Linked DNA regions of Homo sapiens: regions 2, 3, 4 and 5 are each linked to region 1. A link is a contact called in ENCODE Hi-C or POLR2A ChIA-PET data. All regions are on one chromosome and are shown on one strand. The core of a region is the stretch at or near the end of the contact, and the rest is flanking DNA. Distances in the headings are between cores, read along the strand shown. Region 1 overlaps TRERF1 (transcriptional regulating factor 1). Region 2 overlaps LOC112267957 (a long non-coding RNA gene). Region 3 holds the start of PRICKLE4 (prickle planar cell polarity protein 4). Region 4 holds the start of FOXP4 (forkhead box P4). Region 5 holds the start of SRF (serum response factor).

What was found. Hi-C counts contacts between places; a loop is a spot of excess contacts on that map. ChIA-PET counts read pairs that join two places held with the same protein, here RNA polymerase II (POLR2A). Pooled maps may share reads with other maps.
Region 2: POLR2A ChIA-PET joins it to region 1 with 16 read pairs in PC-3. The contact joins two enhancer-like sites. POLR2A ChIA-PET finds 5 or more read pairs at or near these places in 2 of 52 experiments (PC-3 and WTC11).
Region 3: a loop to region 1 is called in a pooled map, with 5 times the contacts of the local background. The contact joins the promoter of PRICKLE4 here to the enhancer-like site in region 1. A Hi-C loop is called at or near these places in 1 of 37 single-sample maps with no recorded cell type and 4 of 50 pooled maps. POLR2A ChIA-PET finds 5 or more read pairs at or near these places in 1 of 52 experiments (activated B cell).
Region 4: a loop to region 1 is called in a pooled map, with 4 times the contacts of the local background. The contact joins the promoter of FOXP4 here to the enhancer-like site in region 1. A Hi-C loop is called at or near these places in 2 of 50 pooled maps. POLR2A ChIA-PET finds 5 or more read pairs at or near these places in 2 of 52 experiments (CD4-positive, alpha-beta T cell and activated CD4-positive, alpha-beta T cell).
Region 5: a pooled map shows a loop between it and region 1 (6-fold over the local background). The contact joins the promoter of SRF here to the enhancer-like site in region 1. A Hi-C loop is called at or near these places in 1 of 37 single-sample maps with no recorded cell type and 3 of 50 pooled maps. POLR2A ChIA-PET finds 5 or more read pairs at or near these places in 1 of 52 experiments (activated T-cell).

The regions. Positions count from the first base shown.
Region 1 is chr6:42,366,299-42,369,121 of GRCh38, forward strand. The region is part of intron 2 of TRERF1 (transcriptional regulating factor 1); the gene reads right to left. Among named protein-coding and RNA genes, the nearest start is that of TRERF1, 84 kb to the right of the region's middle. RefSeq lists an enhancer at 1,678-1,767. Within about 2 kb of position 1,478, at least 16 of the 41 ENCODE cell types and tissues checked have a DNase peak (open chromatin) inside an H3K27ac peak, as active enhancers do; they include CD4-positive, alpha-beta T cell, where a contact is called at or near this core.
Region 2 is chr6:41,469,498-41,472,197 of GRCh38, forward strand. The region is part of intron 2 of LOC112267957 (a long non-coding RNA gene); the gene reads right to left. Among named protein-coding and RNA genes, the nearest start is that of LINC01276, 32 kb to the right of the region's middle. RefSeq lists an enhancer at 777-1,428. Within about 2 kb of position 1,439, at least 5 of the 41 ENCODE cell types and tissues checked have a DNase peak (open chromatin) inside an H3K27ac peak, as active enhancers do.
Region 3 is chr6:41,779,521-41,782,220 of GRCh38, forward strand. It overlaps PRICKLE4 (prickle planar cell polarity protein 4), which reads left to right and starts at 1,262. Exons shown (of 8, transcript NM_013397.6): 1 at 1,262-1,306; 2 at 1,830-2,000. It overlaps FRS3 (fibroblast growth factor receptor substrate 3), which reads right to left and starts at 380. Exons shown (of 7, transcript NM_006653.5): 1 at 296-380. RefSeq lists silencers at 106-255, 286-695, 976-1,045.
Region 4 is chr6:41,544,947-41,547,646 of GRCh38, forward strand. It overlaps FOXP4 (forkhead box P4), which reads left to right and starts at 1,435. Exons shown (of 17, transcript NM_001012426.2): 1 at 1,435-1,921. All of the region lies in intron 1 of FOXP4-AS1 (FOXP4 antisense RNA 1), which reads right to left. RefSeq lists silencers at 782-1,051, 1,382-2,061, 2,132-2,311, 2,602-2,700 and an enhancer at 1,122-1,231.
Region 5 is chr6:43,169,908-43,172,607 of GRCh38, forward strand. SRF (serum response factor) reads left to right here and starts at 1,362. Exons shown (of 7, transcript NM_003131.4): 1 at 1,362-2,262. The coding sequence starts at 1,750. RefSeq lists enhancers at 566-1,295, 2,322-2,700, 2,581-2,700 and a silencer at 1,271-1,850.

The DNA of each region.
Region 1 (2,823 bases), core at 228-2,727:
TCAGTTATTTGATCCACAGAACAATTCTGATGCTCAGGTGATATGATTCCAGAAGTTTTTCAGAAAATGTAGGAGAACCAAGATGGCCAAGTGAAGAGACACAGGGCCTTCTTGAAGCTGGGAGGCATACCTATTCTTCCTGTGCAGGAGGCACCAGAGTCCGGCACCTCCTAACATCCACTCTAACGGGGAGGAGGATGGCTGGGTTTGGCTCCTCCCTCCTCTTCCTGCACCTGCATATTCAAGGTCTTGGTGTCCTTCCTTTACCACCCTTTCACATGCTTTTGTAGACATAGATAGATATACTCTCTTCTTCCTTCTTCAAGGGAGAGCTTGAAATGTGAGAAATCCAGCTGTGTGGAGAAGCTCATGGTGACTGGCAGAACAGTCAGGACTGGGCAACCAGAAGCAGGAAAAAGAATATTCTATTTTGGGAAATGAGGAGCTGGACTGATCCACTTCGATCACCAGCTATGGACCACCATCTAACAATTCTGGGATTCCCAGAGCCACAAGAGGGAGATGCCTGGGAAAGGTGAAAATCAGCAAAACACTCAAGGGCCATCTGATCACCCCAGGCAGACAGGCAGATCTGGGTAACATGGGGCTGAGAGAAAACCACAGGTTTCAAGGGGATGCTGTCACCAAGATGCCCCATAAGAAATCAGGATCTGCCCAAACCAGGGGCAACCAAAGGGGCATTGTACTCCTCAGGACTTAGCTGAAGTCACAGGAGCACTGGAGTCAGGCCTGCGATCAAATCCTGACCTCGTCAGCCAGGTCAGCCTTCACCTCTTGGAGGCTGGCTCTGCATGAGTGACTGTGAGGCCTAAATAAAATTAAGTGTATAGAAGTATAATATCTAGCACAGGCCTGGCCTTACATAAGGGGCACACTCAGTGTTGCTCCCCTCCCCCTTTCCAGCCTTCAGACCTCACAGCTCTCTCCACTCTTACTAACAGAAACAAGCACAGAGGCCACAGAGCATTTCCCAGCAAGAAGGTTTGCAAAGAAGGATGGCAGAAGTCCGCAAAGAAACAAACAGGCCACCCCACTGCTGGTAAGAGAGAAGCACCGGACCTCGGTGAATGCCCGGGTTTCAAAACACACAAAGCTCCGAGCCTCTGATTGTACCTAAACAGGAAGTTTGTGACAAACTTAGAAAACACGCATGCACAATGGCAAGAGGCTGCACGCCACTGAGAAAAGATGAAATCCGGCCCTGCTGGGGGCTCTGTGTGGAGGAGAGGCGTGCAGAGCCAACACTCCCACCGCACCAAGATCTTCCTGGCTGTAGGGAGGCACCCTTACCCTGGGCTTCTCCTCACCCCAAGCATGGGAGGGATTTGGGCCAAAATGTGTGGAGCTGCTCTGGTTTCCAAAGCCAGGCTCTGCTCACCCCCTCCTGCTCTCTCTCCCACCCCTACCCACTCAGGCATCTAGGACATCAGGTACTCCCAACAGCTGGCAGGGGCCTGGTGACTGAGGTGTATAGCAGGGGACCATTTTTCAGCTGGGAGATCTTAGCACAGAAAGGGGAAGTGACACACAGAGGTCCCGCAGAGCTCCCATCCCCGATCTGATCTCCATCTGGCTGCCCGGCCAGCGTCTGTATCATCGGGCCCTTTAGCATTCCACAATGGGGTCCTCAGCTGCCATCTCCTTCCACTTTGACACCCTGCCTGGCCCTAACATTTTTACTTGCATTGCTCACACCAGTATGGGGCTCGATAACTTCAGTTCACTTATCTGAAAGTGCAGGCAAATGTGGACACAATCTGTGTCTCATCTCAAGTAGAGGACAAACTTGGGAGATTGTTCACAATCTCCCAAGTGCCCGTGGAATGGGCCCTGCATCCAGGCAGTATACTTGGTGGCTGTGCTCCAGTAAATACTCGGTAGATTAATACACAACATCAATACCTTCCTATTGTACCTCCCCAACCAGGTTATGTCCCACTTGTCTCTGAGTCACCCTCAGCAAGGACAGGTCCCTCTACCCCTCCTGAGTGGAGGGCCCAGCTGTAAACTCAGTCTCCTGATGGTTGGCTCCTCGGCGCCCCCACACAGCACCTCCCGCAGTGGTTTCCTCGCCCCCCCAAGTTAGGTTCCTTTTTAAAAAAATGACTCATTTAGGAAGAGACAAAACCAAGAACTTCAATGGTAAAGATAAAACAGCAAGCACCAAGACTCTAAACACCTCCCACTCCATGTAGAATTTAGATCCGATAAAGCTTCCCCAAACTGGACCTCCTAATTTGGAACTTACGGTATACACAATTCTTCTAGCAAAGACACTTCCAGTAATGTCTCAATGTTTCAGCGTCTTCTTTACAAATAGAGATGGCCCCAGGACTCCAGGCAGTAGTTTTTTCAAAATGAGGGAATGAGAAATTAAAGATTAAAGTCCACGCTTTGGACTTCTGGGTCAAAAAAGTAATTATTTGATGTTTTACTACATTTATGATTCTAATTTATTGATTGCAGGACATAGGCATTATATCACAGGCCTAATGAGAATTATGGGGAGTTTTTTAGTTAAAAAATGACTTCTTGGTATGTAAGAAGTTTATGACATTTGTGCACAGTATCTGAAAGGAATGAAATTATATGATACAATACAGAGAATAGTAACATTTTAGGGCTAAAATGAGCAATTAAGATGACCCGAATCCAGGGGTTCCCAATGTTAGCTGCATTTCTGAAAAAAATTCCCAGGCTCCCCAAGATTCTGACACATTCAGTCTGGAGTGGGGCTCTGACATCAACTGTTTCCTTTTATAAGTTTCCCAGTGATTTTAATGTGCCTACAGGGTTGAGAAC
Region 2 (2,700 bases), core at 189-2,688, 900 kb before region 1:
AGAGAGACAAAGTGATTCTTAAACATTTTCCTTCTCTGCAGTCACTCAGGGAGGAGGGGGTGAGGGGTGAGGGAGGCTGGAAGGGGGGCCAAAGGGGGCTTAATAGGCTCCGGTGACAGCACAGTGTCCACATTGGGAAAAGATTAATGACGAAAATTAATCGCCTGACCTTTCTTTCCAGGAGCTGGAGGTGAGGCGGGCCATTAAAGCCTCTTATGTTGTAATTAACGTTGGAGGGGAGAAGAGAGCTGCCTTCAGAATGGATGTGATCATTTAATTAGGCTTAGGCGTAGGTGCCACAACAGGTCCGGAGAAGTCATAATTTAACTACAGCTTTAAATTACACAGGCAGAGTGGGGATGGCAGAGTTTGACGGCAGGAGAGCCTGCCTCGGAGCTCGGGGAAACAATTAGATAAACATCCCGAGTGAGTGAGAGAGCCGGTCAGAGACAGACAGACAGACAAAGCGGTAGGCGCTGACAGTGAGAAAGGTGGGGAAGAGGCAAGGAAGGGGGTGGTGCGAAGGGCGGCGAAGAGGGGCAACCGTAGGAGTCCCTGAGCGAGAAGAAAAGTGAGATCCCCAAGAGTGAGCGGCGGCCTGAGGAAGAGGGGTGTGTGTGTGTGTGTGTGCGCGCGCGCGCGCGCGCGTGTGTGTGTGTGTGAGCGCGCGCACGTTTCTGGGGCGAGTGCCTCTGGGCACCCTCAACAGCCCCAGCCGGAGGTGCAGACTGCATTCTTCAAACATTCTTCAAACACACCCGACCTTCCAGAACGTGCAAAGACACTGAGCTGAGAAGGCGGTGAGGGCCAGGCATTGCATTGGTCCTCGCCTTCTCGGGGCGCCGCTCCCCACGCAGTCTCCCTGCTCGAGCTCGGGAAGAGGAGACACCTTCCTTTCCCACCCTGGAGAGTCTGGTGGTCCCCGAGCGCCCCGCCCCACCCGCGCCCTCAGGGACGGCCAGGGCCGGGCCGCGCGTCCTAGGCACCCGGAGCGAGCTGCTAAGCCGGACTGGACGGCGGGAGCCATCTGGGCCAGCGCGGGGGCCGGGGAAGTTCAAGGCCCGGGCACTGCGCAGCGCCGAGGGGGATGACCCGCCGTCTCCGGGGCGCCAGCGCCGGCTAGTTGCTCAACCTGCTGGATTAGTCACTCGGCGGGACCCGCGGGACCGTCGGAAAAACGCGAAGGGAGCGCTAACGCGCAGTGGGAGGGAAGGAGAGGACTGAAGAGAGACGGGGGAGGGGAGAGGAGGGGTCGGCTGCCAGGCCTAGGTGGGGTGAATCCGCAGCTGGGCTGACTCAAGCGGAGGAGCCGGAAGGACACCCCGCGAGGCTTCGGGGCGCGCTTTTAGGGAGGCGCCGCCTCCAGCTTTGTGCCAGAAAGTGGGGGTTGCGGCTCAGGCTTGAATCCAAGAAAGGCTCCGGGTGGAACTCCTGGGCACCCTGGGTCCTTACTCTGCCTTCAGGCGCTGGCCACCGTTGGGACTTCCTGGGCCCCAAGGGACTTTGATGATCTCACCGTCCCCTCCTACTCTAGCCCATGCCAAAGCCACTGTGAGCTGGAGGGACGCTGGGAGAATAGAGGGAAGAGAGAGAGGCCAAGGGATGGAGTTGTGGAGGTGGGGTAGGAAGCGCCGGGCAGACCCCTGCTGCTGTCAACACTGAGGCCTAACCTGTGGACGGCACCCACCATTTGGGTTGGAAGAAACCCAACCCAAATGTGGATTGGATTGGAGTTATGGATGCGGGGGAAGACAGAGACCCCGCACCCCCAACTTCCCACTCATTTACTAGCCCCCACCCACAGATAATCAAGTAAGAGCCTGCCTCCTGCCCCTCCCCCACAGAAAAAACACAAAAGCCACCAAACGGTCGCTGGAAGGACACTCTTTTCTTCTGAAGCAGGGCAGTTTCTTCATTTTGATTAAACATCCACACATTTCCAAATTAGTGAATCTCTTCTCAGTTGGAGCTTGGTCCCTGCCTTGCTGGTTGATTGACTGATTGACTGCTTGATTGATTGCCTAATGAGTCTCTTTGGTCTCTCCTAGGGCTCAGACGTCTGTCCTAAGAATGTCCAGCCTGCACTGGGGATAAAGGAGGAGCTGTAGCCTCAAGAGAGACAGATAGGGGTGGGACTGGGTGGAGGTGCTGGGTGCCAGATAGGGGATAGGGCTCTGCTCCTTGACCAGGGCTCAGGCTGGCCCAGAAGGCTTGGGGTCACGTCTGGATTGTGCCCCCGGGCTGCCTTTGCCGTGTTGACTGTCCACAGAGCCCAAACACCCAGACCCAGAACTCCTGAGACCCTGACCTAAGTCAGATGGGGACGCAAAGGCCACTTAGCACCTGGAAGGCCAGATGGGGAGTACGGAGAAAAAGTGGGAAGCAGGGGGTGGGGTGAGGAGGCAGGGAGTGGGGAGGGGGGAGTTGGTGAATAGAGATGAATGGGAGCGGGAAGCCTGGACCAGTCTACGGCTCCCTTAGTTGAGATTAGCAGGGAGAACCCCTGCCTCTCACCTCACTAAGTGGGACTGTGCATCCCTCACAGAGAATCCCAGCTCCTAGGAGACTGCTTTCATCGTTTAGATGTTCCCTTTCTCTCTCAACAAACATGTGCACTCAGGGACCTGCCTTGGGAGGGACCCTGGGACCCCTGCCTTTGCCATTTCATTTGCAATAAAATCTGAACTGGTAAGAGCCTGC
Region 3 (2,700 bases), core at 12-2,511, 590 kb before region 1:
TCCAGGAGATGCGATGATGTGTCCAGGGCGGAGAGGGTAGAGGTGGGTTGGGGGAGCCAGAGGCTGCAGGACAGGCTACAGGACTGTCAAGGGGAATTTCTACATGCCCGTAAGGAATGAGGAGGTCTGGGTGCGCGCTGTCCCCGGATCCCCGCCCCCAGCCCCGGTGCTCCGCCGCCTGCCCGCCCGCCCGGGGCTTCCTAGGGAGGGAGTGGAGACTGCGGCGCGGCGCGGCGCGGCGCGGCGCGGCCTCGGTGAAGCCGCCTCGTCCCCGCCCCGCCGCGCCCCGACTCACATCGCCCCGCGGCCCGGGCGGCGCCGGGCCCCGCTCCCGGGTCCCGCTGCAGCAGCCGCCGCCCGCCCGGAGCTAAGGCCTCCCCGCCCCGCCCCGCCCCGCGGCCGCGGGGTCGGAGGTCACCGGCAGCACCAACGAGACGCTGCGGGCTGGCGGACCCGAGCGGGGGCGACCGGCACGCAGCCTAGAAGGTCCCTTTGGAGGACTTTGCAGTCGGGAGCAGTGAGCATGCGCAGACGCCAGAGGGCGCTCCTGGCCAGGGGCTGAGCAAGCCCGGAGGGGACAGGGCGGAGCCTGCGGCGGAGGCGGGGCGCGGAGGCGGGGCTGAGGACACCAAAGTTGGGGGTGGTCCGGGGAGCGGAAAGGGGACGGAGGGTTGGGCGAGAAACGAAGGGAAGGGGAGAGGGTCTGAAGGGACCTGAAAGGAGAAGGGCAAGACGATGGAACCTGGAAGAGGGTTGAGGGGAGGGGAAGGGGCCAGGGGGACCACTGGGGACAAGGGGGAGAGAACTGAAGGGAAACACGCGGAGGAGCGGGGCTGGGAGACCACAGGGAGAGTTTGGGGAGACCTGGGAACTGCGGAGAGACAGGGCTGCGGGCCCGGCGAGGCGTTTCCATTCAGCGAATGGTTGAAAACCCAGCGTAAACGCGGCTCCCGGCGTCTGCTGGATGCCTGCCGGGCGCAGTCCGAGCCAGAGAGCCCTTGCACCTGCATGGCAGAGGCCATGGAGCCCGCACATTTCCACCCTGAGATCCCATAAATGTGGTTTTGTTTTCCTTTTTTTTTTCCTCCCCCCAATCTGCAGCTCCAGGCCCCTCCCTGAGCCGCCCCTCTCCACCAGCCGGGGAGGGGCGGGCGGGGGCCGCTGGGGCGTGGGAGAGGAAGGGCCGCGCTATTAGGGCGGGCGGGGGCGGACGGGGGCGGGCGCTGAAGCCTTGGGGTGGGGACCGGGTGAGGGGCCTGACGGCAGAGTCGGTCCAGAACTGCCCGGACAGCGACGCACAGCGAGGGTGAGACCCCAGCGGAGTCCTGGTCCCCTCCCCTAAAATCCCAGCAGCCAGACCGGGAACCCCAGCGGACTCGGGAAACACCGCGTCCCAGCCCCGGAGGCGGGCCCGCCAAGTTCCAGAAAAACTCTGGGGATCTATCGAGAGGGCAGTTGGCGGGACTGGGCACTCCCCTTCCTTCTCCCTCCCACTGTCCCCAGAAATCTTCCCATCCCTCCACCTCCCCAAGCCCTAAGTCCTCTCGGGCTCTGCCCTTCAGGGCAGCGGGTGTTGGGGATGTCCAGCTCCTGAGCCCTCTTGCACGGAGGCTCTGCACGGAGGCAAGACAAGGGGTTCAGCTCTGTCCCTTATCTGAGGTGGGAGGGGGAAGGGAATTATGGAAGGAATCCAGCTGGCCTGTTAGTAAGGGTGTTCCAGTGCTAGGTGGAGGTGGAGTTTGGCTGCCTTTGGGGAGATTGGAAGGGTGAGGAATAGAGGCCTGATTTCTGAGTGTTGTTTCTGTGTTGGACAATTCTATGCAAACTAGAGCCAAAATGGAAGAGGGTGCAAGTCCCCTCCTGGGGCCCCAGACGCCCCCTCCTTTCTTGCTGCCTGGAGCAGGGGCAGTGCTGTTAGTGGCTACTCCTGGTGTGAACAGCCCATCCTGGCCACCTTCCACAGGAAACCTGACCTGAAGGACAGAAGAGGAAGGAAGCAGGTGGGTGTGAAGCCAGGAAGGAGGGAAGGGTGGCACAGGACATTTGAAGTGGGAGTGGAGGGGCGGTGCTGAGGAGGGTTCAGTGCTGGGAAGCAATATTAACTGTTACAGTCCAAACCCTCACCTCAACCCCAGTACGAATCCCTGGCCCAGTCTTAGAGGCCAGGGATTTGATGATGACCCTCCTGTGCCCAGCTACTTTCAGAATCTATCCCAGCTCTCAGAAGCCAGGTCCCCCTAAGGCTTCCCTTAGCCTCTGGTATGATCTTGGGCAAGTTAATTAACTTGTTTCAACTGTCAAGTGGAATGAAAGAGATTACCTCATAAGATTATTGTGAGGATGGACTATATTATGTAATATTCTAGAAGAGTCCTTGGCACAGAGTAAATATTATTAAAAAGTTTGCTCTGGTTATTTTTTTCTCCAGGGTTTTTGTATGTCTGTCCCGAGCTCTGATTGATCCCATTCTACCTGGTTTCATCTTTGTCTTACCCACTATGAGCTCCTTGAGGGCGGGGCTCATCTCTTCTCTACATTAATAGTCGCTTTTTTTTTTTTTTTTTTGAGACGGAGTCTCACTCTGTTGCCCAGGCTGGAGTGCAGTGGCATGATCTCAGCTCACTGCCACCTCTGCCTTCCAGGTAGGTTGGAGCGATTCTCCTGCCTCAGCCTCTGGAGTAGCTGGGATTACAGGCACAC
Region 4 (2,700 bases), core at 185-2,684, 820 kb before region 1:
CAGCAGGACCTAAGTATGCCTGTCCCACCTGCCCAAAAAGGCAAATACATAAAATGTGGACCTGTGCAGGTGTCACTAACATTGCAGAAAAGGGACAGAAGTGATGAAAAACAACCCAAGAGGGTGCCTCCTCTCTGAGGTCCCCTTTTCTTTCAAGGACCACTGGAACGGCCAAGAAATCCCCTCCCCCCAGGCAACTAAGCATCAATCCTTGCAGCTCCGACCCCACACCTCAGGCTTCCAGCTCCCACTCCACAGGGGCTCACATACTATGCCAGCCTCTTGTCCACCTGCCTGAGGATTTAGGGCCAGGAGAGGCTTCAAGAGCCACTGTCTTCTTGTCCTGATCCCACAACAGGATCCTCCCTTGGTCATGGGGACCCGGCATCACTGAGCTGGGTTGGGGTACTTCATGAGGACCCCTGAGGCCTCCTTCACTTCTCCCCACCCCCAACACATGCAGACAGATGGGAGATGTTTCCGGCGTGTGTGGGGCGGGGAGGGGGACGGGTATTGAGATTTCCACGGGACTCTGAGTGGTGCGTCTGCTAACAACACAGCCCTCCCCCTTGGGCCGTGGGCATTTCCTCACCCAGACCTCCCCCTCCCAACCCAAACACACCATCGCCGCCACCACCACAATCCCTCCAGTCCCCCTGGGCAAAAGCGATGTTCAGAGACGCGGGGTTTTGTTTACAATCTAATTTGTCCGGATAATTGCCTCAACTTTGCACTTCACTTTGCCCGCATGGCTCTGGCCTTGGGCCCCTTCTTCACTGGTTCGCAGAGCACTTTACGGGAAATTCCCTTTCCGCAGAGGGAGGCAGTGCGCGCCAGGGGGTGACCGTTCACAAAGCCCTGAAGGGGCCTCCCCACCTTCTACCCTCGGCTCAGGAAGCCCACCCCCAGCCCCCACGCAGTGGGGAGCAGGAGGGAGGCCAGACAGGGCCCGGGCCTGACACTGGCTCCGTCTCTGGGCCCCCGGCCACTCCCCGCGCCGAGCGCAGCCCGCCGGGAACCAGTGAACCGTGTGGGATCAGGACTTGGCCGTACCTTCAGACTCCAGGGGATGGCCGGGGTTTGCAAGCGCCCCATAGGATTAGTCCGAGGCCAGGGTGAATCCCTGGGGTCCCTCCACCTACCATCTTTTTCAGATCTGCCGCCTCACGTCTTCTCCCCACGTTCCCATTTTTCCTCCCCTAAAGTTTGGTGCACGTGGTTTTCTCTCGCTCTCAGCGGGCTGCCAGGCGGGGTGAAAGTTGCTGCACCTGCTTTAGGCGAATTATGGTAGCACTAGAAGTTGGTCTCCCCTCCCTCCGCCGCTTGCTCTCTCGCTCCCTCCTCCCTCGCTCTCCGCGCGCTCCCTCCTTCCCTCTCCACCCTCCTCCTCCCCCGCCCCCTCCCGCCCCGCCCGCGCGCCGCCCGCTCGCAGCCACTCGCAGCCCAGGCTCAGTCGCAGCCCCTCGGAGTCCGGAGCCCGCCGTCCCTGCGGACCGGACAGTGCGGCCGGCGGCCGGCGGCCGGGACGGAGCCCCCAGCCCGCGAGGAGGGCGCGGCGCAGGCGGCGGCGGCGCGGCGGGGAGGAGCCCGGGCCGGAACCAGGGCTGGGCCGGGGGCGGGGACGCCGGGGTCCGGGAGCCCGGGAGCCGGAGCGAGCTGACGAGCGTCGCGGAAGGACCGGGAAGGAAGAGCGGAGCCGGAGCGAGCCAAGCAGCCCACAAAGTGCCATGCCCCGGCGGGGTTGAGGCGCGCGGCGGTCGGCCCGGCGCGCTGGGAGGACGCCCGGGAGCTGCGCGACGCGGGGCGGCGCGGAAGGGCAGCCCCGGCGGGCGGCGGCGGGCCCGGGCTGCGACCGGAGCGAGCCCCATGCCCCGCGCGGGCTGACGGGCCGGAGCCCGCACGGAGCGGCCGGGCGGGACAGGTAGGTGGCGGGTCGGGCCCAGGGACGTGGGTGGGGGCTGGGCGGGCGACCAGACCAACTCCCTCGCTCGCGCACTCTCTCGCCCGCTCGCTGGCTCACTTTGTGTTTGCAAACTGCCCGCCCGAGACGCGCTGGGCGCCGGGCGCCAGGAGGAGCCGGGCCCGGGCCGGCGCACTTTGTTCCAGCCAGGGCCGGCCGTGGCGCACTGACCCCGCGCAGCCGCGACATTCCGCCCCTGGCCCGGGCCCCAGCGGGCCGGAGCTGCCTCGGGAACAGGTGGGGGCTGTGGCGCGGCGGGAGTGGGGGCAGCCGGAGGCCGGGGCGGGGAGGGGGGCGGCCGGAGAGGCCACCGAGGCCCGCCCTTCCCCAAGAATCTGGGCCCCGCCCCCTCCCCGCCGGGCCTCTGGGAATGGGGTGTACGGGGGCGCGACCCCCTCCCCGCCCCGAGTCAGACAAAGAATACTTCCCGGCCCAGACTTTCCAGAGCTGGGAAGGGAAGTGGCTCCCCCCAACTCTAGTCGGTACCGGACTCCCCAGGACGCGCCGGAGACAGATGAAAATGGGGGCAAGAGAGCGGGGGATCGCGGTCCTACCCGCCGTGTCGTCTCTGGTGAAGAGGGGACTTGTCTTGCTGAGGTCGCACCTCGGAAGTGCCAGGGCCAGTCAGCCCCTTTTCCATCGCTCGGTCAGCTCGGGGATAGAGCGGAAAACTTCTTGGGGACTTGAGAGCGTCTGGAAATGGCCCCTGTGATTTGTGCGCCGGAGGTGGAGGGTGGGGA
Region 5 (2,700 bases), core at 112-2,611, 800 kb after region 1:
ATTTTCACTGCTTTGGAGAAAAGACCCAGACCCAGAGCTTGAACCTCACTTTGCAGCACCCCAGTTCTAATCTTTTAAGTTTTTTTTTTTTTTTTTTTTTTTTTCTGCTGGGCACGGTGGTTCATGCCTATAATCCCAGCACTTTGGGAAGCCGAGGGGGAAGGATCGCTTGAGGCCAGGAGTTCGAAACCAGTCTGGGCAACATGGCAAAACCCCATCTCTACAAAAAATACAAAAATTAGGCCAGAGTGGTGGCGCGCACCTGTAGTTCCAGCTACGTGAGAGGCGGAGGTGGGAGAATCGCTTGAACCCGGGAGGCAGAGGTTGCAATGAGCTCAGATCCCGCCACTGCACTCCAGGTTGGGCGACAGAGCGATACCCTGTGTGAAACTTTTTTTTTTTTCTCCAACGGGCTTTCCAGAGAAGTGTGTGTATGTGCGTGTGTGTGCGCGAGCGTGCTTGCTTGGGCTTAAACTTTCTGTCGGGCCACACTTTCCCAAGTCTTTGCACTGGCTGTAGGGTGGGCTTTATCCTCGGGACGTCCTCCTCCCCAAGTCCAGCCTGCAGCTGGAAGTCTTCACTGATCTCCATCTCTCCTCCCTGATCTCCGTCTCTCCTCCCTGCCCGCCTCAGGACTGGGAGGCCGATCTCTCTCTCTCGCCCTCCCCTCCACCAGCCTTTTCCAGATGTATGTCTGCCAAAGACCCCCCAGTGCAGAGGATGATGAATGAAGATCCTCGAGCCAGCCCGGTGGGAAAGTTTCGTCGCCTACAAAAGCGAGGGAAAGGGAAGGGAAGTTGGGGGTAGGGGAAAAGTTAGAGCTGAGAGGCTGGGGCGCGACGAGTCTGGACACCGGGCGGGGACCCAAGCTCTCTCCGCTCAGCCAATAACTGTGCCTCCCTTAGGAAGGCGTGAGGAAATGCTCCAATCAATCCCTGCACTCCTCCCTTGGAATTTGGGCTGTATTTTTTTATTTACTGCAAACCCCACAATCCACCCAGGGGTTTCCCCAGTGTTTGCCTCCAGCGGTCCCGGTGCCCATTTACTAGTGCTGCTCCCTCTCTTCCGCAAGACTGCGCTCCAGTCCCAGCCTCCTTCTCCGCGGGTGCCTCCCAAACCGTTCTATCATTCTCGGGTTCAGGGAGGCGGAATCGTGCCTGCTCTCCGGTTCCTTTAAGAGGCGTCGGCTCCACCCCTCTCAGAGTCGCGGTCTGACGCGAGATGACAGCAACGAGTTCGGTATGTCTATGCAAATAAGCGCCCTCTTGTGGGCCAATGGGGAGCGGAGGTGCCGGAACCACGGACCAATGGGGCGGGGGCGCTGGGGCTCACCATATAAGGAGCGGCCTCGCCATAAAAGGAAACATTGTATCTCTTTATATGGGGGGAAGGGTCGGGGGATCCCTCCGCCGCCAGCGCGTGGTCCCGGCCCCCTCCACCCGCCGTCTCGGCCGCGGCCAGCAGCCCCTGCCCCCCGGGGGACGCTGACGGCCGCCCGGCGCGCCGCCCTAGCAGACGGACAGGGGGCGCTGCGCGCGGCCTGGGGCAACCCGGGCCACAGGGGCAGGAAAGTGAGGGCCCAGGTCGGCCCGGGCGTGCAGGGGCCCCGGGTTCGCAGCGGCGGCCGCGGCAGCGATAGCGGCACTAGCAGCAGCGGGAGTGCCGGGTTGAGCCGGGAAGCCGATGGCGGCGGCTGCGGCGGCTCCGATTCCTCGCTGACTGCCCGTCCGCCCTCCTGCATCGAGCGCCATGTTACCGACCCAAGCTGGGGCCGCGGCGGCTCTGGGCCGGGGCTCGGCCCTGGGGGGCAGCCTGAACCGGACCCCGACGGGGCGGCCGGGCGGCGGCGGCGGGACACGCGGGGCTAACGGGGGCCGGGTCCCCGGGAATGGCGCGGGGCTCGGGCCCGGCCGCCTGGAGCGGGAGGCTGCGGCAGCGGCGGCAACCACCCCGGCGCCCACCGCGGGGGCCCTCTACAGCGGCAGCGAGGGCGACTCGGAGTCGGGCGAGGAGGAGGAGCTGGGCGCCGAGCGGCGCGGCCTGAAGCGGAGCCTGAGCGAGATGGAGATCGGTATGGTGGTCGGTGGGCCCGAGGCGTCGGCAGCGGCCACCGGGGGCTACGGGCCGGTGAGCGGCGCGGTGAGCGGGGCCAAGCCGGGTAAGAAGACCCGGGGCCGCGTGAAGATCAAGATGGAGTTCATCGACAACAAGCTGCGGCGCTACACGACCTTCAGCAAGAGGAAGACGGGCATCATGAAGAAGGTACCAAGCCGGGGGGCTGGCCGGCCCCGGGGCCCGGTTGGGGTGGGGATGTGCAAAGGGAGCCCGGGAGGACCGCAGAGCCGAGGCGGAGGTGAGAGGCTGCGAGTCCGCAGGAGGTGTGTGGGAGGGGATGGCTCCTGCCCGGGGAGGGCCGAAGGGGAGGGGCCGCCGGGGAAATGTGGGGAGAGGGGAGATCCCGCGAACGCTCGCAACCGTGGGGAAAGGCGCAGAGGTGGGAGTGACCGGCGCCAGAGAGGAAGAGGGCCCTTGCTGAGTGAAGGGGTGAGGAGCGGTGATGGGAGGCTACGAGGCTGCCGGGGAGGTGGATAATGAGAACCCGGGATCAGTAGGTCCAGTGCACTCCGGTGTTCGGACGAGGGCGCCGGAAAAGCAGGGAGCAAACGAGAAGGTATGGAGGTGAGGAGGCTGGAGCTGCAT